Linked DNA regions of Mus musculus: all the other regions are linked to region 3. Evidence: chromatin loops called from intact Hi-C (ENCODE). Cell type or tissue: left cerebral cortex. All regions are shown on one strand. Links, peaks and the distances in the headings refer to the core of each region. The heading gives the core; the rest is flanking DNA.

What was found. Hi-C counts contacts between places; a loop is a spot of excess contacts. Peaks named below come from ENCODE experiments on the same cell type or tissue, not always from the same donor. Only the 100,000 strongest peaks of a DNase experiment are listed, where the experiment ranks them.
Region 1: a loop joins it to region 3, with 2.3 times the contacts of the local background. A loop is called at or near these places in 2 of 42 quality-filtered maps.
Region 2: a loop joins it to region 3, with 2.0 times the contacts of the local background. A loop is called at or near these places in 3 of 42 quality-filtered maps.
Region 4: a loop joins it to region 3, with 1.9 times the contacts of the local background. A loop is called at or near these places in 3 of 42 quality-filtered maps.

The regions. Positions count from the first base shown.
Region 1 is chr11:55,530,503-55,535,502 of GRCm38, reverse strand. It overlaps Glra1 (glycine receptor, alpha 1 subunit), which reads left to right. Exons shown (of 9, transcript NM_020492.4): 5 at 1,597-1,679; 6 at 3,082-3,219. It overlaps Gm12236 (a long non-coding RNA gene), which reads right to left. Exons shown (of 4, transcript XR_001780216.2): 3 at 147-289. Among named protein-coding and RNA genes, the nearest start is that of Gm12236, 18 kb to the right of the region's middle. In left cerebral cortex, for the core only: no CTCF peak of the experiment used is centred there; DNase peaks (open chromatin) are centred at 1,394 and 1,907.
Region 2 is chr11:55,604,753-55,610,437 of GRCm38, reverse strand. Glra1 (glycine receptor, alpha 1 subunit) reads left to right here and starts at 2,240. Exons shown (of 9, transcript NM_020492.4): 1 at 2,240-2,760. The coding sequence starts at 2,705. Gm51862 (a long non-coding RNA gene) reads right to left here. Exons shown (of 3, transcript XR_003949554.1): 3 at 4,198-5,102. In left cerebral cortex, for the core only: a CTCF peak has its summit at 3,189; DNase peaks (open chromatin) are centred at 1,788, 2,070, 2,578 and 3,141; H3K4me3 peaks cover 1,391 bases.
Region 3 is chr11:55,787,530-55,793,288 of GRCm38, reverse strand. The region is part of intron 1 of LOC105244170 (a long non-coding RNA gene); the gene reads right to left. Among named protein-coding and RNA genes, the nearest start is that of Glra1, 180 kb to the right of the region's middle. In left cerebral cortex, for the core only: a CTCF peak has its summit at 3,421 (motif pointing right); DNase peaks (open chromatin) are centred at 1,685 and 3,475.
Region 4 is chr11:55,971,217-55,976,975 of GRCm38, reverse strand. It overlaps LOC115485826 (a long non-coding RNA gene), which reads right to left. Exons shown (of 8, transcript XR_879866.3): 1 at 5,517-5,759. Among named protein-coding and RNA genes, the nearest start is that of Nmur2, 67 kb to the left of the region's middle. In left cerebral cortex, for the core only: a CTCF peak has its summit at 3,510 (motif pointing right); DNase peaks (open chromatin) are centred at 2,298, 2,928 and 3,446; H3K4me3 peaks cover 497 bases; H3K27ac peaks cover 261 bases.

The DNA.
Region 1 (5,000 bases), core at 1-5,000, 260 kb after region 3:
TTTAAAGAACTTCAGAATGCTAAATGGACGTATCTCTCACCTTCAGCTCCTCATTGAGGGAGAAGTCTTATCTCCCATTCAGATAGGAGCCTTAAATATCCAAGATGGGGCAGGGCAGAAAGTGAGAAGGCTGGGCTGATCCTGACCTTCAGAGACAACTGGGCTCAGGCCTCTACAGGCTGTCGGGAAGGGACGAGGAACCGTCACCACTGTACGGAAGGGACGTGGGACCCTCTCCTCTGAGGGGCAGCAGAAGCTCTGCTGATTGCGTCCATCCTACCAGCCACATCTAGAGGAAGAAGGACAAGGAGTCAGCCACCAAGGTCCTGGTGGGCTGCTGGAGGGAGGGTCACCTCTGCCTGGAATTCACTGCTGCCAGGACAGTTTCATGTCTCCCAGAAAACCAAGTCCCAGTGTAAGCTGACAGAAGGACAGGTCAGCAGAAAGTGATGGTCCCAAGGACACTCAGCATCTGGAAATTAACCCATCCTGACAGCTGCCCCACTTCAGAGCTTTTATCTTCAGAAATGGGCCAGCTGGTTTTCCTTTCACTCCCCCGTTCTCGCCCCTCCTCCTCCCATCCCCCTCCTGCTTCTGTCCTCTCCTTAGAGAGGAGTACACACACTGGAGGTATGAACTGGAAAGGGAAACTCCCAAGGGACCAGGTGTGCAGCTGAGGTGGCAGTAGCTATGTTCTATGGAAACATCCCCATCTGAGTACCTCAAGGAAGAGAGAGGGACTGGCCTCGGGACAGCAGGAACCGATAGCACATCACCCAACCCCAGAGCCAAAGGACTCAGCATGCAAAAGCTAGTTCTATGTGACTTTAGCACAATGGACTCAGCATGCAAAAGCTAGTTCCATGTGACTTTAGCACAGACCCAGCCCATCCTTTTCTACATATGTGTCCCTAACCTGTTGGAGAGAGAGCCTGATTGTCTAAGAGCCCTCCACTCCCCTCTGCTGCCAGAGCTCTGGTGTTAGCAAAGACTTTCAAGGTTGTTTTCACAGCCTGGGCTACCAGCCTGGGATGTCACAGAAGGGCTCCCTCTGGCTCTGGGGCTGTGGCCTTTATAAGGCTGAACACCCCCAAAATAAATAACTGGCCCACTACTTTCTTCCTGTCCCTACCTGAACTCATAGTCTTGAGTGAGTTGCATGGAAAAAGCCAGAGGTGGGGTGGGGGGACAGTTCTGGACTCACTTCTGACAGGCCTGGTGTATGAATGGAAGCAGCCAAGAGCCGTGTGCAGGACATACTGCAGAAGCCTGAGAGTTCCTGAGGCTGAGGACTCTGTGGAAAACCTGAGGGAGGGGTGTGGGGGCAGAACCTGGAGCCCTAGCAACCTGCTAAAAACGGGTCTGTAGCATTCAAGATGACTCCCAAAAAAACCCAGAAGTCCCTCTGACTGGTGACTTTGGGCCACCCCTTTTCCATCGACAAGCCTCCTCTTCCCACCCCAGGAGTTTGGAAATAAGCACAGGTCCCTGGTCGCTGGTCCCCACCCTGGAACAATGATTTCAACCAGCACAAGTATGGAGGCACAGACTCCCTGATTATAGTCCCAGCATCAGTCCCATCCCTTCTCTTCCCAGAATCACCCTGACGCTGGCCTGCCCCATGGACCTGAAGAATTTCCCGATGGATGTACAGACGTGTATCATGCAACTCGAAAGCTGTGAGTCCAAATCGTTTTTTTTAAGGAGCCAGGCTTCCTTTATCCATTGCCAGGCAGAAATCCCCTAATCGATAGACCCCAGGAGAGTACTTTTATAACTCAACGTGCCAAGTGAGGGGCTTGCATTGAGAAAATACATTAGAAGCATAACTCCCTCCCACCCCCACCCCCGTCTCTCTGGGGCCAGGCTTTGTCACCAGCTGCATCCTCCCAGGAGGAGGCACTGTGCCAAGTCCCTTGTGAATGTGCCTGCCAGGAATGAAGAGAGATGGCTGAGGGAAATCACTGAGAGTGTTCACTTCAACAGGAGAGGTAGGCAACTGACTGCATAGGTCACTCCAGCAAAGGAGAACTAGTGGAGCGTATTATTGAAAGCAGGAAACAGGGTCAGGGGGAGAAGGCTCTGCCAGTAAAATGCCTGCCATGCTGAGTTTGGGTCCCCCCGCACCATGTCAAAGCCAGGCACGGCTAGGGGTATAGAGATAGAAGGCACTTGCCACCCAAGCTAACAGAATCAACTAGCTCCATATTCAGTGCGATACCTTGTCTCAAAAACATAAAGCGGGCCCTGGAGAGATGGCTCAGCAGCTATAAGCACTAGCTGCTCTTCCAGAGGTCCTGTGTTTCCAGCAACAACCTCCTCCTGAAGATCCAGCTCCAGGAAGATCTAACACCTCTGGTCCCTGAAGCCATCTACGTGGTTGTGGCATGCACAGGCATACACACACACACACACACACACATACACACACACTCACACTCACACTCACAATTTAAAAATACAATAAAATCTTTTCTAAAATAAATAAGGTGGGGAACAACTGAGGAACACACCCGACATCAGCTCTCAGCTTCTGGCCTACACACACATGTTCATTTAACCGCGTGAATACATATTCACATTATATCACACACACAAGCTAGGAAAGAGCTAGGTGGTGTACACTACAGGAGGCTGAGACAGAAGGGTTTCAGTTTCAAGAGAGTCTGAACTACATAGTGAGTTTAGGCTAGCCTGGATTACCTGAGACCATGTCCCCCAAAATAAAAGAGAGTTGGTCCTGGGGTAAAAACTCTTGATTGTCTTGATTGAGCCACCTGCTCTTCTCATCAAGAGCATGCGTGACAGACTCACTCTCTAGAGGAAAATCTGTAGGGAGCAAAAAAGGGAAGCTTTGGTGTCAATCATTCTTTGCCATGGGGTGAGGAGCAGAACCCCAGGACAAACCTAGGTGGGAGGGCTGGGGAATTAATTTAAACAAGTTTCACCTCTTGTGGAGGTAAAGAAAAAAAGACAACGGGTCCCCTAACTTCCACCATGATCTGGGGCTCCACCCAGCCTCCAATCCTAAGTGTAACGCTGAGTTCTCGCTGACCGAGCCCCTCTTCTGGTCTCTCCCAGTTGGATATACCATGAACGACCTCATCTTTGAGTGGCAGGAGCAAGGAGCTGTGCAGGTGGCAGACGGACTGACCCTGCCTCAGTTTATTCTGAAGGAAGAGAAAGACCTGAGATACTGCACCAAGCACTACAACACAGGTGGGTGCAAGCGGCCATAATGCCCCCAGGTCTCCTGGGTCATCCAGCCACAGAATGGCATGGGTCTGTGTGTAATTACCATGATGGTTATGGAACAGGTTTGGAACAACAGAGACGTGCCACTGAGATGTTCTCTCTAAGTCCTGGGGATGTTGACTGAAGCTTAGACCACACCTAATTACAGGGGAAGCTAGTAACTACTATCTTTACTCTGGGTAGGGGTCCTACTGCTGAGGCAAGTAGAGGAACTGGCAGATAGAGGGTAGACTCTGCCACATAGAAGCTTGTGTTTCTGATAGTGAAGACGGAAAGTACTTGCCTCGGAGCCAAGCAAGAGGGGGCTGGGTGGGCGTGGTTCTGATTAGTAATTAATAACCATTAGAAATCAGCCCATTTGGGAGTAAAATACTCACAGGAGGAAACATGGAGACAAAGTGTGAAGCAGAGACTAAAGGAAAGGCCATCCAGAGACTGCCCCACCTGGGGATCCAACCCATATACAGTCTCCAAACCCGGATGCTATTGCAGATGCCGGGAAGTGCTTGCTGATGGGAGCCTGAAATGGCTGTCTCCTGAAAGGCTCTGCCAGAGCCTGACAAATACAGAGGTGGATGCTCACAGTCAACCACTGGACTAAGCACAGGGTCCCCGATGGGGGAGTTGGGGAAGGAACTGAAGAAGCTGAGGGGGTTTGCAGCCCCATGGAGGGAGCAACAGTGTCAACAGGCCAGACCCCCAGAGCTCCCGGAAACTGGACCACCAACCAAATAGTAAACATGGAGGGACCCATGCCTCCAGCCTCATATGTGGCAGGGGATGGCCTTGCTGGACATCAGTAGGAGGAGAGGCCCTTGGGCCTGAGGAGTTCAATGCCCCAGTGTAGGAGAATGCCAGGGCTGGAAGGCGGAAGTGGGTGGGTGGGTGAAGGAGCACTCTCATAGAGGCGGAGGAGGAGGGATGGGATAGGGAGGTTCCTGGAGGGAAGACCTGGAAAGGAGATAACATTTGAAATGTAAATAAAGAAAATATTCAATAAAAGAAAAAAGAAATGGTGGGTAGAGAAATAGGAGCCACAAAGACTTGGTCAGCTCTGTCATCTGTGCCTAGTCTAGCCTTTGCTGGGAGAGGCTGAATTCACGAAAGGAGCCGGAGTTAGACCAGGGAAAACTATACAAACCCCATCTCAGATGGGAAGGCAGCTCATGTGTGCACTGTGGGGAGGGGCCAAGCCGGCTGGCCTGCTGGCTGGCATACTGGTAAGAAGCCGTGTCTGACCCAGGCTGAGCAGAGGTGACACATGTCTGCTCTAGGATGATGGCAGGCCCAGGAAAGAGGAAGTGGAGAAGAGGGGCCAGGAGAAGTATGTTATCATGCTTGCACACACAGAGAGAGGCCAGGAGTAGATGCCAGGTACCTCCCTCTATCACTGCCCCACTTTATTTGTAAAACTGGAACTCACAATTGGGGTGGTCTGGCTGGCCACAAAGCTCCGGGTATCCATCTTCCCCGTCCCCGTCAGCACGGGGGTTACAGCTGCTCACCCGAGCAAGTCCTTTACCCACTAAGCTGTCTCCTCTGCCCAATTTTCTTATTCTGAGGGCTAATCCTCTGTCATTTTCTCCATTCGTCTATTGAAAACTATATTCAGATGCCGCAATCCGCTTCTATATATCCATCTGGAAAATGAAGCAAAGATTTCAGAGACACATCTGTTGCCCTGTGCCTGCAGCAGCGTTACTGACAGCCGCCAAGAGGAGGAAAGGGTCTGATGTGCAGGGAAC
Region 2 (5,685 bases), core at 686-5,685, 180 kb after region 3:
GAGTATACACACTCATTAGGCTAGGCATGGTAGTGCATGGTTTTGGTCCCAGCATTCAGGGAGCAGAATCAGGTAGACCTCTGTGAGTTTAAGGCCAGGTTGGTCTACATATCTAGCTCCAATACTAAGTTCTACGCCAGACAAGACAACATAATGAGACAGAGAGAGAGGGAGAGAGGGGGTGGGGGGAGATCCCTGGTGTAGGAAAGCCATGAAAGAGTCCTTTCTGGCACCTGCTTCTGCAGTACAAGAGAGTGAAGTTCTGCTAGTCTCATCCTGAGCTGGGAAAGGAAGCTTTGCTTGGGAAAAGACCTGAACTTGCAGAGAACAGAGAACCATTGCCCCAAGTAAGGAATTCCTGAATATGCTGGGTAAATAGAAGGACTGTCTTCCCTAGGCAGCATTGGAACGGAGAGTCCCCAGAATCCCCAGTGAGTTCCAGCAGGCCAGAAAATCCTGCAGAGGCTATTAATCCACTAAAGTCCCCTAGCTGGGAGAAAATCTGATTAACTCTACCTCTCCAGATGGGCTCAACTGTGAAATGTATATCTCATTTCTGAAAGTCAGATAAGGTAGAGAAAAAGGCAGGTGAAGAAGAATTAGGGAAGGAGTGCCGTAGGAAAAAGATGCATGCATGCACTCCTTGGTTTCTCCATTAATTTGGAGCTCAGTTTTTCCAGCCTGTGTGATGTGAATCAAATGTCCTCTGTTCCAATGGAAGAGTGTATCTTCTATCTCTTTCAAAAGAGTCAGGCAGGTCAGCTCTCCCTTAACCCTAGAAACTTTAAAAAAAAAATCCTGAATTTCCCGACCACAGTAATCCTGGAAAGAGACTTACTCTATCTACCAGACCTTTTTTTTTTTTTTTAAGTCTTCTGGGCTCAAATATTATACCTTCAGTGCTTCAACAAAATTGAGGGACCTTGTTCCATTGACCCTTTTAAAATGGAAACAGGTGCAGCAGCTCTCCACGGTCAAACATTAGGCAGAGCTTGGGAAGTCCTGTGGAAGACTATAAGGAAATTTTGAGGGAGCCAGAGGAGTCAAGGACACCACAAGAAAACCTAGAGAGTCAACTCACCTGGGCCTGTGGAGGTTCACAAAGACTGAACCACCAACCAAAGAGCATGCATGGGCTGGTCCTAGGCCCTCAACACATGTAGCAGATGTGAAGCTTGGTTCCATGTGGATCCCTGAACAATTGGAGCAGCAGGAACTGTCTCTGACTCCATTCCCTGCCTTCCCCTAACTGGGCTGCCTTATCTGGCCTCAGTAGGAGAGGATGCTCTTAGTCCTGCTGTGACTTGATAGGTCAGGGCCAGCTGGTACCCACAAGGGGCATTCCTTTCTCTGAGGAGGGGGTGTGAGAGTGGGACTTGGAGGAGAGGAAGAAGAGGGGCTGCAATTGGGATGTAAAATGAATAAACGAATTAATGAAAAAAATGATAAACTGAGTCTGCCTGAGCACATCTGGACTGAGGCTCATGGTGTTTTACTTACATACAGCTATTTTTTAAAAAATCATGGTAAGGATTTTGAAAGACTTAAAAGATAAATTCCATGACCTCTCTGGAGCGACAGAAGACCTGAAAAGACCCTGAGGCCTGGGAAGTGCATGAGGCTGGTCTCTGCCAGCACTCCAAGGGTTAAACTCAAGCCAGAGCCTAACGTGCAATTGGCCGAACCTGGAGAGAAGATATGGTTTTCGCAGCTGCGGGCCAATGAACACTCCGAGTGGGAGGGTTTGAAGCTTCTAAGGAGTTTTTCCCCCCATTTTCCCCTCTCCACCCCCTCCCGTCGGTCCTCGCCCCCACCATCCTCTACGCCGCCAGTTTGTTAAATTAATGCAGTAAGAAAGTCTGAAGATCTGAGGGAGTCTGGCCAGAAGAAGATGGGCGAGCTTAGAAATTGGAGATGCCTGTGAAAGCTTGGGTTCTTGAGCCCTGCTGGGAAGCCATGGACCCCAGCAGCCCCTGAAAGTTGTGGTGGGCTCTCTTGCTCCTGCAGCCCCAAGCAATGGGACACCTTTCTTGCAGCGATCCCAACTTATTCGTCGGGGACCAGAGAACACGGACTGCAAGGCGGCAGCAGACAGGAACGGAGGCAGGGGAACGAGATTCCGGGACTCGGTCGCGATGCGCCAGCCTGGCACACTCTCCGACATCTAACTGAAGCCAGCACCGTCACCTGCTCCACCCCCCCCCCCAACCCCTAAAACCCCTCGGGCCAGCCCAGGGCCAGAAAGAAGATGCCAGCCGGGTCTAAGGGTCTGAGGCCAGGGCTCTGATCCCCACGGATTTCTTCCTTTCATGGAGCTGGCCATCTCGACAGGAAAATAAGGGTAAAAATAAAGAAGAAGAAGAGTAAAGAAAGAAAGAAAAGAAGAAAATATACCCACCCCCAAACGTGCCTCCCAGCGCCGCAGGGAGCCTCCAGCGAGTAGAGCTTCAGCCGCGCTCTTCCCGCCCGCAGCCGGGCTGGACGCTCTCCGTGGTGCTGAACCTGCACGACTGCCGCTGTCCGCGGTACCTTAGCTGCCTGGCTGCAATTCTCCCCCGGCTCTGACACCTCGTCCCTCTACTCCCTGCCCCCTTAAACATCTGGATTATTATCCCCAGTGGCGCTCTCTGGCTTCGTAAGTGCCCATCGAAAACATTTTTGCACCCCCATAACTCGTGGACTTTACAGCACTAGAATCTGGAAGATGTACAGCTTCAATACTCTGCGATTCTACCTTTGGGAGACCATTGTATTCTTCAGGTACGCGATTTTCTATACTGACCACTATCCTTATGGTGCAATAGGGGTTCAGGAGGAGTAGGGAGGCTGACTCTGCCGCGGCTTCATCAATTGGGGAGGGGGTGCTGTGTGCTGAAGGCCCTTCCATCCCTCTCCTTCCCCCACCCCCCACCCGCAGGGTGTCTGGCTGGTGCGTGTAGGTCCCAGACAGTGGCTGCTCCTGGTTGCTCCGGCAGCGGTTTGCCTGTTCTTTGCAGTCTGTCTGCTTACTGCACTCCCCGCAAAATTGGGGCCCCAGCCCCCTAGCCCCTCTGCTCGTTACCCTTCACTCGACTGAGGACTTAAGGGGAAGCTTTGTGAGTTTTTTAGTTTAATTGGGACCGCATTCTCTCAAACCGCAGTGCTGGAAACCCCGGGTCTCCCGTCTGGGAGCGAAGTGACAACTAGCGGTGACGCGGAAGGTTGCAGTTGGACTGGCTGGGCACAAAACAGCATTCTGTCTCTCTTTTTGTTGTTTTGCTTCGGGGTCAGGGGTTTCTGTAGTTTGGAGCTGGGAAAAAACGCAGTTATGACCGCAGCTTACAAAGCCCTAACTTAAATGCAGATCAGGCCTATTTAATAATAGATGCTAGAAAATATTTTCCTTTTATAACTTTGACTCCCTCCTCCCTGATACACGCTTCTTTCCAAACTCTGTTACAACAGACCCTCCGCTACTCCAAAGGGCAGTTCTTCTTTATGAATGGATGCCTATATCTGCTGCCATAACTAGGCTCCCCACGCCCACCCACTGACTCCTAATTCTCTGCTTACAGACTTGGCATTCTTGTCTTAGTCCAAGTGAAAAGTGAAAAATTACATCTTTAGGAAGTATTGAAACAGATAGGCCTTTCGAAAGTGGGCAAATCATGCCGTCTTCAGAGGAGATGATGATAAATTCCATCTATATGAATTGAGAAATATTCTTCCCAGCTCTGCAGAGATCGTTAATCTTCCTCATTCTAGCGCGTCTGCTTCTCATGTTTTACCACTGTGGTGAGTTAATAGGCATTTGGAAAAAAAAAACCCACTCCGCTTGTTCTAAAAGCTAAACGACCACCAAATAAGATCTTCTCTGATTGTAAAACAGAATGTAAACGTGATTTTATTGCACTGCAAAGAGTTGCTGGTTTGACTGATCCATTGGTTGGTGGTAGGAGTGAGGCCTTCTCTCCCAAGTGACAATTTCTGAAACTGAGCCTCTCTTTGCGTTTTTTCCCTCTAGAGATGATGAAGGTTCATCTTCCCAGGGTTACCCACTGCTAAAGCTTTTAATGCCCTCTTAAAATAATTTTTAGCATCTCATTGTCCCAACCACAGCTTAGACTGTAAATAGCCAAATATTTTTTTAAGTCCAACATTCCAAGGCCTTGTGAGATTTACCTACTTCGTAAGATGGATGAGGTGGGAGGACTAGAAGAGTCTTGTCCTCTACGCACCCCCCATTCCTTTTTTTCTTAATGCAATACTTGATTTTCTTCTCCCAGACATGAGCTTTCACCAAAAAAGGAGAATCGGTCTAAAAGGTCTGCATTGTAATCGCTCAGATAAGGGTGAGGCTCCACTGTCTTAATTCTGCAAGTGAACTGGTGGTGGCCCAGCAGAGTCTCCCTTCCCCTATATGGGTGAAGGCACCTATGAGCAGCAATGGGCATGATGGAGAACTCACTGTGCTTATGAAGAAATGAGAGGCATGACTAGAGAGATCCGGATCGTGCTGCTGCTGCTGTGGTGGCGGCGGCAGCACTATCGAAGCCAGAGAACTGGCTACTCCACTTCAGGAGTTAACGTTCAGACCCTTTGCAGTTTCCCAGAGAGATGAAGCCAAGGGGGTCACAAAGGAGTTAACCACGGAATATGTCCTTGTTCAAATGGCACTTGCGTCTCTAATCCTTTCATCTTTTACATTTTAGGTGAGACATACAAAGAGCCTTAGCATTGAGGGTAAACAGAGGCCAGCAGCTTCCTTGCAGGTTACATGAGAATAACTACTCCTTCTCACCAAGGGACAGGCTTAAGAGTTAGAGTGAGCCAGTGTGTATATTCCCAGGGCTCAGGCCCTTCTTAGATCAAGTGAGGCTTGCCACTCACCTGTTTGAGATTTCAGAAAAAAACGTGGGGGCCACCAGGGGGCTACCTAAGGTGCTGCATCGCATCTGTGAGCAACCAGCAAAGCAGCAACATCAACAGCAAAACAAACAAAAACAGCTGAAGTGAGTGGTGGGGGAGCCTCACGTGCTACCAATGCAGGAAGTGAATGGAGGCCTTGGAAAGGCAGCTGGGGTCCGAGGAAACAGCATCAATGCAGTGTTCATTAGCCGTGTCTGCACAAATACATGGAAGCAATTTGGCTGAAGTCCCTGCATTCAGGTTAAACAGCCTAATGTTTTAAATTTAATATGTAACACCCTGTGATCCAATAACATAAATCTCGTGTCACTCAGAGGTCAGGGCCTTATATCTACAGGGGCTAAAACTAATATTCAATTTTTGATTAATTACTTAATACTGCAAACACATTCCCTTTCCAACCCACCTTTAAACTAAAGGGAGTATGGCTTTGATTCCCGGAGTCTTGACAGAGGCTTATAGCAAGGATGAGACTAGTATAACCCCAACAGTCCCTCACCTTCTCAATAACTCAGACAGTCATAATCTGTAACAATGTTTCTCAGCCCCTGCACTTTCGGCATTTTGATCTTTGTAATTCTTTGTCATGACGTCTGCCCTGTGCGTTGTAGCAGTCTGTCTGCTGCCGGTAGCGTTTTTCTCCCTGATCACAACAATCAAAAACGTCTCCGGACACTGCAAACTACCCCAGGGTACAGTGTGAAGGGACAGGATTTTTTCCAAGTTTTGAATGACAATAGAAATAAATAAATTTTTAATCAGCTGCCCTGATGCACT
Region 3 (5,759 bases), core at 419-5,418:
ATAGAGGTTCTGTGACTCACAAAATTTAAAGCACCTGTCACATGGTCTTCATGCAAAGCATGTTTGCTGAGCCCAGAGCAGCAAGATCAACTTGCAAAGCAAGTTCCAGTGTTCAGTGAAACCACAGCAACCAGCACAGGTAGTCTGATAACATCTGGGTCAAAATACAGGATGCAAGTTCTCCAGAGAACAAATAAAGTGTTGGAAAGAACACACAAGAACCTTCATATCCATAGACTCTGCAGAGGTGAGACCCAACAGATGTGTTGATACAGAGGAAGCCACTTACGTTGGATCAACCTGTCAGTGTGCCTGTGAGGGATTGTCTCAAGTAAGTCAATCAATGTGGGACGATTCTGCCCACTGTGGACAGCACCATTCCCTAGGCAGGGATGTTAGACTGTATGGGAGTAGGGAAATTGAGCTAAGCACAAGAAATCAAGCAAAGAAGAAAACATGCATTCCATTCATTCATGTTTCTCTGTTATTGACTGAGGAGACTCAGGCCCAGCACCCTTAAGGGTACAGGAATTAGGGGCTCCAATTCCCCTCCCAGTGATTAGCCCCCCCCATCCCTAAAGCCAGAGCTAGTATTGGATCAGAGGGAGGCTTAACTTCAAGAATGTGTAGAAGGGGTGAAGAATAAAAGAAGCTGGTAATAGAGCACAGTCAGACTTTTCTCCTTGGGCCCCAGAAGGCCACTAGTGAACAGATAGGATAAGGGGGCTGGAACATAGATTTTTCACTAGAAAGTTGAAACAGTGTGTAAGTGTTATCTATAACCCTTTCAGATAACATTATATAAACAGAGACTACATATCTCCCAGGAGAGCTGTGTGACCCTGGTAAACCATATGCTCTCTCTGAACCTCAATGCTCCAACTTCCAGAATGAAGAGGTTAACCTGGATCAAGAGTCACCAACTATTAATTCACCAAGTGTCACAGGGTCTGGCCTTGTTGGAGGGTCAAGATGGAGGCTGTGTGGAATGAGAAGATTCTTGACCTATTTAAAGCACAGAGCCCTCTGTGACCCACAGACAGCCGCCAAGAGTGAAGGCAGATCAGTGCCACGTTGGAGAAGGCAGGAATTCACATTTGGAACTGATGGCAGATAACACACTGGGGGACAAAACAATTCCATCCATGAGAGGCATGCAAACCCATTGGCCACCTCTAGCCAAAACTATCAGAAGACATTTGAGGGCAAATTCAGAAACCCTCCTATGCCCCTATTCCACAGAGCTTCCATTTATGTCAATTAACAGAATTCTTCCATCACTTCTTCCAGCCATGTCTCCTTCTCTTTGCAACAACAGTCAACTGGTAAAATACAAAAAAATGATATTGCCAGGCAAGGAAGAAGGCTATCTGCAGCCATCAGTGGGAGGAATGTTGTCCGGGGAAGCTGGTACCCTCTTCATGGGACTGACTGCCTTTTCCTGCGGACCATTCCAAAGGCAGCTGGAGGGATTCATCTCTTTCCCTGACTCTGTCTTCCCCTCACCAGCATTCTCTGCTTCTTTTCATGCACACTAAGCAGTTTCCATGCAAGGGTACAGGCATTCAATCTAGACGCGACAGCTGCCCCACCCCCACCGCCACCAGCAGCCAACCATGACAGCCAGGCTCATTCTTCATCCTGATGTGGCTGCAAGCAACACCAGGCTCCCTGGTGACGATCTCCTAGTGACTGGAATACCAAAAGCCCTCAGACGGCTGTGCATGTGTAAACACATGCATGTGCACGTGTGGTGAAGACAATCCGAGGACTCATCTGAATCCTCAAAACCCTTTTGCATGCCCAGAGCAGAGGGGAAAAAAGCCTTGCATTGGAAGTGACAGAAACTCACTCCCATCTTACCCAGCCATAATACCCCACTGTACACTGAGCAGAGCCATATCCTGCATCCAAGGTGCCTTCTGGGCAGAAACAACTGCTTCCCCATCTTCCTGCCAGCTGTTCTGTTTCCTAAAGTGTACACATAGGTCATATAAATATTACCTCTCCAGAGCTGCCTCATTTGGTGGGGGACACATATTCAAACTGAACACAAAATAGTTGGGGCAATCCTATAGTCCTGTTAGGGTAACTTATTGAAGGACCATGGGTAACACCTTTCAACTAATAAGGAGTTGTGAATAGGACTGAGCATCCACTCTGTCCCAGCCACCAGAAAATACTACTGTGCAGTCCTGAAAGGAACAACAAATAGCACTGAAAACCACTGCCAGACCCTGCACTCAATGTTCTGTGTCTGTGTGCCGATACATGTCCAGGTGTGTGTGCACATGTGTGAGGGTGTGCATGCACAAAGTTGACATTGTGTGTCTTCTCAACTGTTCTCCATCTTACTTTTTAAGATTCATTGTTATGTATTCTATTTACGTGTGTGTGTGTGTGTGTGTGTGTGTGTGTGTGTGAGAGAGAGAGAGAGAGAGAGAGAGAGAGAGAGAGAGAGAGAGAGAGAGAGAGAGTACTTATAGAAGCCACAAGAGGGCATCAGATAATCTGAAGCTGAAGTTGTCAGTGTTTGTGGGTACTGAGAACTGAACTCGGAATCCCCTGAGAAAGCAGCCAGTGCTCTTATCAGCAGAACCATCTTTCCAGCTCCTCTCTATCTTACTTTTTTGAGACAGGGTTCCTCACTGAACCTGGAATTCGCCAATTTGGTTAGGCTGGCTAGCCAGCAAGCTCCAGAGATTTTTCTCTAGCTCCACAGTGTTGGGATTGCAGGCACATACTACCACACCTGACTCTTCATATTAGTACTGGGTCTCAAGACTCGGGTCCTCACGAGTGTGCCCCAACCACTACCTACTGAGCCATCTCACCAGCGCTATACTGAATCCTTCCCTCTCAAGTTAGTGAACCCCTGTAGACCCCATATAATCTCAGGACACTGAGCACAAAAGTGGTTCAGGGCACTGTCCCCAGAGCTGGCACCTTTGTCATGATGAAAGGCAATCCACCATGGGGAGATAGATAACAAAGCAGAGGAAGGCAGATGAAAGTGAAGTCCTACAATCTGGGGCTCTGTCCCTTCTAAAGTTCATCATTCCCCATGAATTATTTCACTTCCTCAAGCCTCTATTTATCTCTTTTCTAAAATCCAAATCATAGAACTCATGGCGTGCAGCATGTGGAGCCAATGCATCCAGCTTGCCCTCAGAGAAGCTAAGAAAATGCATCTGAGCTGAGAGTGGGTTTCTGAGTCTTTGAGACCACCTTCAAGGGTCCCAAAGTTCTGCTATGAGTCGGTGAATTCTTATTACCTGATACTTTTCCTTCTAATTAACGATCCATTAATATTTATCCCAACAACCCAGGGAACTCCACTGGGAAACTTCATCTCTGGCCTCAAGGCCTGGAAACCCTTGGGTGAGGGTCCCAAGAGTATCACTGTGGATTCTCTAGTGTCCACAAGAGGGCACCCACTTCCACTCCTCTGCTGTTTAAAGAGCCTGTGATTCTGGCAGGCTGGCATCAGACAGCCTCCCACCTCTATTGTGCTTGTGTGGTTTCTCAGCAGACCTGGAAAGAACCAAGATATTGGAATAGCGATGGAGAAAATAGTCACATTTGTTTACCCCTGTAGATATCCAACCATGCTTGAAAGGTGCATTCTGGGGTGAGAAGGTGGCTTGGGCAGTAAAGTATTTGCTGGGCAAGCATTAAGACCTGGGTTCAAATGCCCAGCAGTCACATGAAAAGCTGAGCCTGGTGGAACACATCTGTAATCCCAGAAGTGGAAAATGGATCGCTATCACTTATTGCCTAGCAGATTCAGCACGAGACTTTGTCTCAAAACAAACAAGGTGTAGTAGAAAAAGATACCCAGTGTCAGCCTCTACACACATACACACACACACACACACACACACACACACACACACACACACACACACACACTCGTCCCTCCAACTGGATCTTCTGATACTCTTGATCTCCCCACTCAAAGTCTGGAAGAAAAGAGCATGCTTCCTGGTGGCTATGAGGCTGTGCCTCCCCTGACCACTTCCCTAAGGATCTCTGATGCTCTTGAGAAAGGTTCTTTCCTCTTTATCAAATCACCGGCCTCCTTGGAGAGATGGCCCCAGAGACCATCGCTTCCCCTCTGGGTGCTGAAATGTGTTATCATTAAGCTCAACATGTTATTTAGTTAATTAAATGCCATGCTTTTGATGGCATTAATTAGATCCACTGCTGACTCCTCAGAAAACAAAAACAAAACAAAATGAAAACATCACCCCAGACCGGGGAGATGCAAAGGAGCCACAGCAAGACCCTGCTGACTCCCTCTCTCCTCCAGGACAGAATTAGCCCCAATGAGTCCCGAAACAAACACCTCTGTGAGCTTTGTGAGGTCCCTTTCCTTTGCAAGATGATGTTGCTAATGTCCCTGGTGTTTCACAATATTCCATGTTTCTATAAATAAAGGCACAATTGCCTCTTACATGAGTGGATTTGATGTAATAGTTTAGAGCTTGCTGCACACTCAGCTGTGTTTCCTCCTTCCCAAGAAGCTAAACATGCAGAGCTGCAGAATCTCGGCAATGACCAAGGATGGAGGTGAACAAGTGACCAGAGGGTCACTGCCAGGCGCTGCCAAGAGCAAACCAGACCATGAGGCTGCTCGGCACTGAAGGAAAGACACCATCCAGGTGCAGATGGCAGTCACTGCAGCTCAGTTATTTCTTGTCAACTGGAACTCTTCCTCTAGGGGGGAAGAGAGATGTTCATAAGATTCAGGGAGTCTCTGTATCTCCTCCCATGGGTGGGGAAACTATCCCATATACAGTTACCAAACCCAGACACTATTGTGGATGCCAACAAGTGCTTGCTGACAAGAGCCTGATATAGCTATCTCCTGAGAGGCTCTGACAGTGCCTGACAAATACAGAGGTGATTGCTCTCAGACAACCATTGGACTAAGCACAAGGTCCCCAATGGAGGAGCTAGAGAAAGGATCGAAGGAGCTGAAGGGGGTTGCAGCCCCAAAGGAGGAACAACAATATGAACTAACCAGTACCCCCAGAGCTCCCAGGGACTAAACCACCAACCAAAGAGTACACATGAAGGGACCCATGGCTCCAACTGCATATGTAGCAGAGGATGGCCTTGTTGGACATCGGTGAGAGGAGAGGCCCTTTGTCCTGTGAAGGCTCGATGCCCCAGTGTAAGGGAATGCCAGGACAAGGAAGCAGGAGTGGGTGGGTTGGTGAGCAAGGAGAGGGGATATGGGATAGGGGGTTTTCAGAGGGGAAACCAGGAAAGGGGATAACGTTTGAAATGTAAATAAAGAAAATATCTAATTTTAAAAAAGATTCAGGGAGTCACTGAATACTGCAAGGCTCAGAGGACTCTTGAAACTTATAAGACTCACAGGCTCCAAGATCATAAAACCAGTAATAGTCATGAGCAGAAAATACTGTTCAGCTGAGCTGTCTAGGGTCAAGCTCAGAGACTCCAGGAATCCAGCTTTCCTGAGTTATTACCCATGCTGGGGATGAGATTTGGGGCGATGCAGATATTATACTCTATAACTGTCTGGCTTATCAAGCTGTACCTGGGTGGGATACTTGCTTAGGCCTGTCATCAGTGTCCTGTCTGAGGCAAACATATGTTTGTGCCTCCGTAGGAAACCACATAACAGAAGCAGAATTCAGTAGATAGAAGCTAAGTGTGATAATGCATCCCTTAATACCAGCATTCAGTACTTTGAGGAGGGAGAACTGTGAATTCAAGGCTGGACCTGT
Region 4 (5,759 bases), core at 435-5,434, 180 kb before region 3:
ACATTCTATCTATCCAACCTTCTCTATCCACGATCATTTAGCCACTTGCTGCTGGTCTAAGTACTGACTGTCTCCTCTACACCACACATGCTAAAATAACAGGGATATGCCTGTGTGTCTATTTCAAGAAAAGGGTAACCCTCAGATCCAGGGCACCACCTAGCACATGTCCATAAACATCTGTCATTGACTCTCTGGACTGTGCCTTCATCCTAGCCACTGCCATTTACCTAAGCCAGGAATCAGAAGCTCATGTTGTTCAAACCCTATCAAGTAGGCAATTTGTTGCTGAATTACAGCTAAGAAGATGTAGATAGGTGCCTCACTTAAGGTATGAGGTTGAATGATGTCACCATATCTTTCAAATGGAAAATATTCTCGGAATTGTAGCTCATGTATAGATAAATCCCAAGAGTAACATAACCACTGGCTGGTGTTGATCTCACCCCTTATGTTCTTCTTATACCACACACAGATAGATAAATGGTAGATAGACAGATAGATAGATAGATAGATAGATAGATAGATAGATAGATATGTAATGAGGCTGATTCAACTCAGTGATAAGGTACTTGCTTGCCATACACAAGGCCCTATGTTCAATACCCAGCACTGCAAATAAACAAATAGCATCTGTGTGACACACATCATACATATATATTGATACTCATCTAAATGAAGTTCTGGGTCAGCAAGAAGAATTAGAAGGTAGCAGTGATTTCCACAAGGCTTGATGAGCTGATTTTGATACCCAGAACCAACAAGGAAGAAGGCAAGAACTGACTCCTACAAGTCACCTTCTGGCCTACCCAGGCACACTGTGGTGTGACATGTGCATGCACATAAATAAGCACACACATGTATGATATGTTTTTTAAGTTCTATTTTTTCTGTGCACATAAATAAACACAGACATGTATGATAAGTTTTTTTAAGTTCTATTTTTTTCAAATTCTAAATTTGTAGGAACAGTATAAGACATTTTGTTCTGTAAGCTAGTTGTTACTGCCCCATTGTCTATGATTAGAAATAGGTATAGACTGTTATACAGAAATTCTCACACAAGCAAATATTAAGGACTAATGAGTAAATCATGTTGGGGCTAGAGGGGCAAGGGGAAAGGCAGTGGAGTATTTATGTTTACATTGTTCAATTAGTAAGTCAAGTGTTTGCCAATGTCCTCCTGCCCAGCACTGGACTGTGGTTTGAAAGCCAGTTCCATTCTCAGCCAGGCATTTTGATTTGGTTCCACACACTGGATCAGGAGGAAGGAACAGGAGCTGAAGAAGTTTCGTTTATTGTTCTTGGTCCCTGTATAACTGTATTTAGAGCTAGTGCTAAAAAGAGCAGTCTGCTTCCAAGCCACTCTTCTCTCGGTGGCCAAGGTACACCTCGGAAACATGGGGCAGGAGAATCTGCAGCAGGGACTCAAATTCAGGATCACTAGCTAGAGTAAGAGAAGAGTAAGACGCTGCCCTGTAAGAAACCAGACCACCCAGAGTCACTTTGTCACAGGATCAAGCAAAGCTCAGAGGAATGGGGTTACCAATGGTTCAACACAGAAAAGGAACCTCCATTAGTGGTGAAATAGTCTTGGTTCTTATCCTGTCTGAGCCCCTGACTCTCCTATGCTCTCACTACTTTTAGAGATAGCCTCTCTGTGGCCACACTGTTCCCACCAGGACGTCCAGAGGCTGACTGGAGCAATGATCCTAACTTTGCTGCATCCTGGAATCTATTGGAGATTTCAAACAGCACTGTAGTCTGGTCTAACGTCAGTCATTGGAAAAACGTCATGGAGGGTGAGGCTTCTAGTTTGAGCCAAACATTCAGTGCTTCCCAGGTGACTCTACTGCACAGAAAAGGTTAAAATCACTACTAGCCCAGAAGTTTCCTTTGACTTTTTTCTGACCCAATAGCCTATTGTTTTACCCTGGGCCACAGCTTTTTCCAAACCCCAGTATGATTAAACAAACAAACAAACAAAAACAAAAACAAACAAACAAAAAAAACCAACCAAGAGGCTAGGGGTTGTCTGTCTGTCTGTCTGGTTTTTGTAATGCATTTGTGGACTGCAGTTCTAATGAGCCCATTTTCCAGGGTAAGCCCCTGACCTATCACAATGCACTCTGGACTATGCTAATCACTCCATTTACTGACAGCAATCCCTGTGCCTCATCCTCAGCATAATCACCAAACAGCTTTCAGCCTCCAAGCTCACAGTGAGGAGGGGTGTTCTGAAGGCAGAGCTGCCCAACCACTAGAACCAAGCTCATCCCTGGGCTGACAGATGGCAGAGGGAGGGCCCCTTCCGGAAAAATCCCAGAGCCGCTGCAGTATGCCGCTGCAGAGGCAGAGACAGGTTAAGATTGATAGTCCCCCATGCTGCAGAACTCCATCAGCCCAGCACCTCGTGACATCAGCAGTGGTGCCACTGGCCGTTATCAAGTCACCCCGGGGCACCGAAGATTGATTTCCAACCACAGAAATAACGCCTACCATCTCTAGGTACGTGGGCAGGGAACCAACTCTAAACCTAACTGTAATTTAGCATTCATTTGCATTTTTAAATTAGTTAGGCTGTGGACCGTTGCAAAGCAATGACAGAGAATTTTTATAATAATTAGCCTTGTGGGATAGGAGGAGGAGAGGTGGGAAATGGCTGCACTACCATTTCATTGGAAGAAATAGGAGAGTCCAGCATCTGGGGTCACCAGATCAGATGCCATGCTCCTGGTTCCCACTGACCTTGTGGACCAGGGCAACTTTCCCCAGACCTGGGCTGAACATTCAGGTCCATCTTTTCCCAATATCCCTGCACACCACATCCATGCAGGATCTCCTCGTGTTGGCTAGATGCCTCCACAGTCCCTTTCCTTTGCTTTCTTTAGGGCTGAATTCAGCTCATCTCTGTACAAATGCTCACCCAGGTTGTGTCAACACCAGGATGCGTCAGCTAAAAATAACTGACATTGATAGAGCTCTCGCCCATCTGCTAACACACTCCCATCCATTATAGCAAATGAGTCTCCTACCAGTCTTGGAGGAGGATCCTGGGCAGGATGGATCCAGGCTCTGTATCTTAGAGATGAAGATACTGAGGCAGGACACTCCAGGACTTGCTGAAGATCACACAGCTAGCAAAAGGGTATGCTGGGATTGGAATGGATGTCTCACCTCCAAAATCTCTACCCAGTTGTTGCCATTGCAGAACATGCTCTAAAGGGAATAGGGTTTGTCACAGCATCGCTGAAATGACTCAGAGCAAGCTATGGGACATACCACCATCTTCTGAGCACCTTGCCTAAGGGGGTAACACTCAGAAAAGAAACAGGACAAATATGACTTAGGAGAGCACTAGGAAAGCTGGCAATGGCCGTCTTCAAACAGCTGAAGGTTTTTGTGGGAACAGGAGATAAGCTTTTATGGCTTGGTCACCAAGGATTTATGAGGTGCTAAGATTTGGATGTAAAATGTACCCTCACAGGCTTGAACACCCAGTGCCCAGCTGGTGGCACTGTTAGGAAAGACTGTGGAGTCCTTAGAGGGCAGAGTCTCAGTGGAGGAAGAAGTGGGTTATGGGGGAGTGGGGTAGGAGGATGTACAACTCAGCCCCATTTCCAGTCTGTATTTTCCTTTTTCTGGCCATCAAGATGTTAAGTATCTCAGCTGCAAGATCCTGCTGCCATGAATTTGGCCATGTCTTCCCTTCCACACTGGTCTGTATCCTCATAAATCAAAAGGCAAAATAAATCCTTTCTCAACTTGCCCCTTCTCAGGACAGAGTAGGTACAATGAGGTACATTTCAAGTTGATGGAGGTGAGGGAGTCTGTACAGTTAAGAGCTATAAAGTCATGCCACCCAGACCCAAATCTCAGCCTTGTTACTAACAGGCTGACATGGGCCACGTTTGTGATTTTAAATTCCCAGAATCCTCATTTATAACAAAAGAAACAATAATGGTTACTGTATAAAGTTGTCAGTACTGGCAAATAAACTGATATAAAGTTAATAATTATTCAGCAAATAATGAGTGGATATGACAGTTGATGAGTTATACGATTATGCCCTATACACCCAAGGAGAAGTATACTCATGTCACCCAACAAATCTAGTAAATACATGTGCTATCTGGACCCTTGATAAAGAGTTGGAGAATTCTTAATTGGAATAGGAGAGATCTACAGTAATTCTTTCTAGTCCTGAGTTGGAGAGATAGCTCAGGGATCCATGTCTGGTGGCAAAACCACCTGAAACTCCAGTTCCAGAGGATCCAAGATCATCTTCTAGCCTCTGAGGGCTCTCCATACACATGTGTGTGGGTGGGTAGGTGCACAGACATGAGCACCCACACACAGAGACACACACACACAAACACATGCATGTGCACACGCATATGCACACACAATAGATAGATAGATAGATAGATAGATAGATAGATAGATAGATAGATAGATAGATAGATAGATAGATTTTTAAAACATCACTTCCTGCCATAAAGGACCCTTGAAAATGGCTACTAGTGCATTAGTTCTTTTCAAATCAAGGAGAAGACTCATGTTGGATGGAGTGACACGTGTCCAGACTGAGGGGACGCTGTTACCACACAGAAAATACTGTGTTTGTTCTAGCTGGTATAAAGAAGATGAAGGGGTAGTATAAGGATAGCTGGGAAGAGGACACAAAGTAGAGCTGGCACTTTAATACACACACAGCTAGGTGTTTATATATATATATAGTTGTTTATATGCTCCCAGAGAATCTGCAGATGAACTCTGTGAATTAGCAAATAAATTAAACAAGGTCACTAGATGTAATAAAAACCCACACAGTTTGGTTATAGTTTCATGTACAAATAACATTTGAAATGAAAATTTTAAAGTTAAAAGAATCTAGTATTTATAATCTAAAAAGCTACCCAGCTCCTGGGAACACTTGCTGAAATATGAAACATCAATGAGCTTCTATTCTAAAACTATAAAATAAGATTGATGAAACAGAAGTAATCTAATTAAATAAAAGTCTGTGTCCACAGGTTAGACATACTGGTATATCATTATAACGTAACTCCATCCCAGATGGATACACAAGTTCTATATAATTCATTATATTTCATCATATGATTTTTATGCAAAATGAAAATCTAATCCTAAAATGTATCCAGGATCCACAAGTTCTATATAATTCATTATATTTCATCATATGATTTTTATGTAAAATGAAAATCTAATCCTAAAATGTATCCAGGATCTTAAAACACTGCCGACTACTTGAGAAGATCATTCAGGCCCAGAGTTCCAGACTCAGCTGGATATCCTCACAATAGTGTCACTTATACTCTGGAGTACCAACAACTGTCTAGCTGGACTTAAGGCCCACTAAAAAGGAAAAGGAGCTGTGCTTGGTACTAGAAACCTAGCAAACTGCCCGTGACTAGTAAAAGCATCCTAGAGGAGAACCTATGGCTTCCATTTCCATGAACTAGTATAATTTCTCATGTAGTTTAAATACTTACCCTCATACCCACTGCTAAGAGTAGCTCTCATCCTTCATCAAAGAAGTGTCTTTATGCTGTAGAGGGAGACCATGACAGAAATCTATAGTTGGTCAAAATGCAGAGAACAGACCATGAGGTGCCCAGTCCCATTAGATACATCTACAACACAACTCCTTTACCCAGGGCTCATGAAACATTGTGGAAGATGTGGGGGAAGGGGGTGGGTATAAGAGCCAGACAACCAGGACATATCCTGGGTGA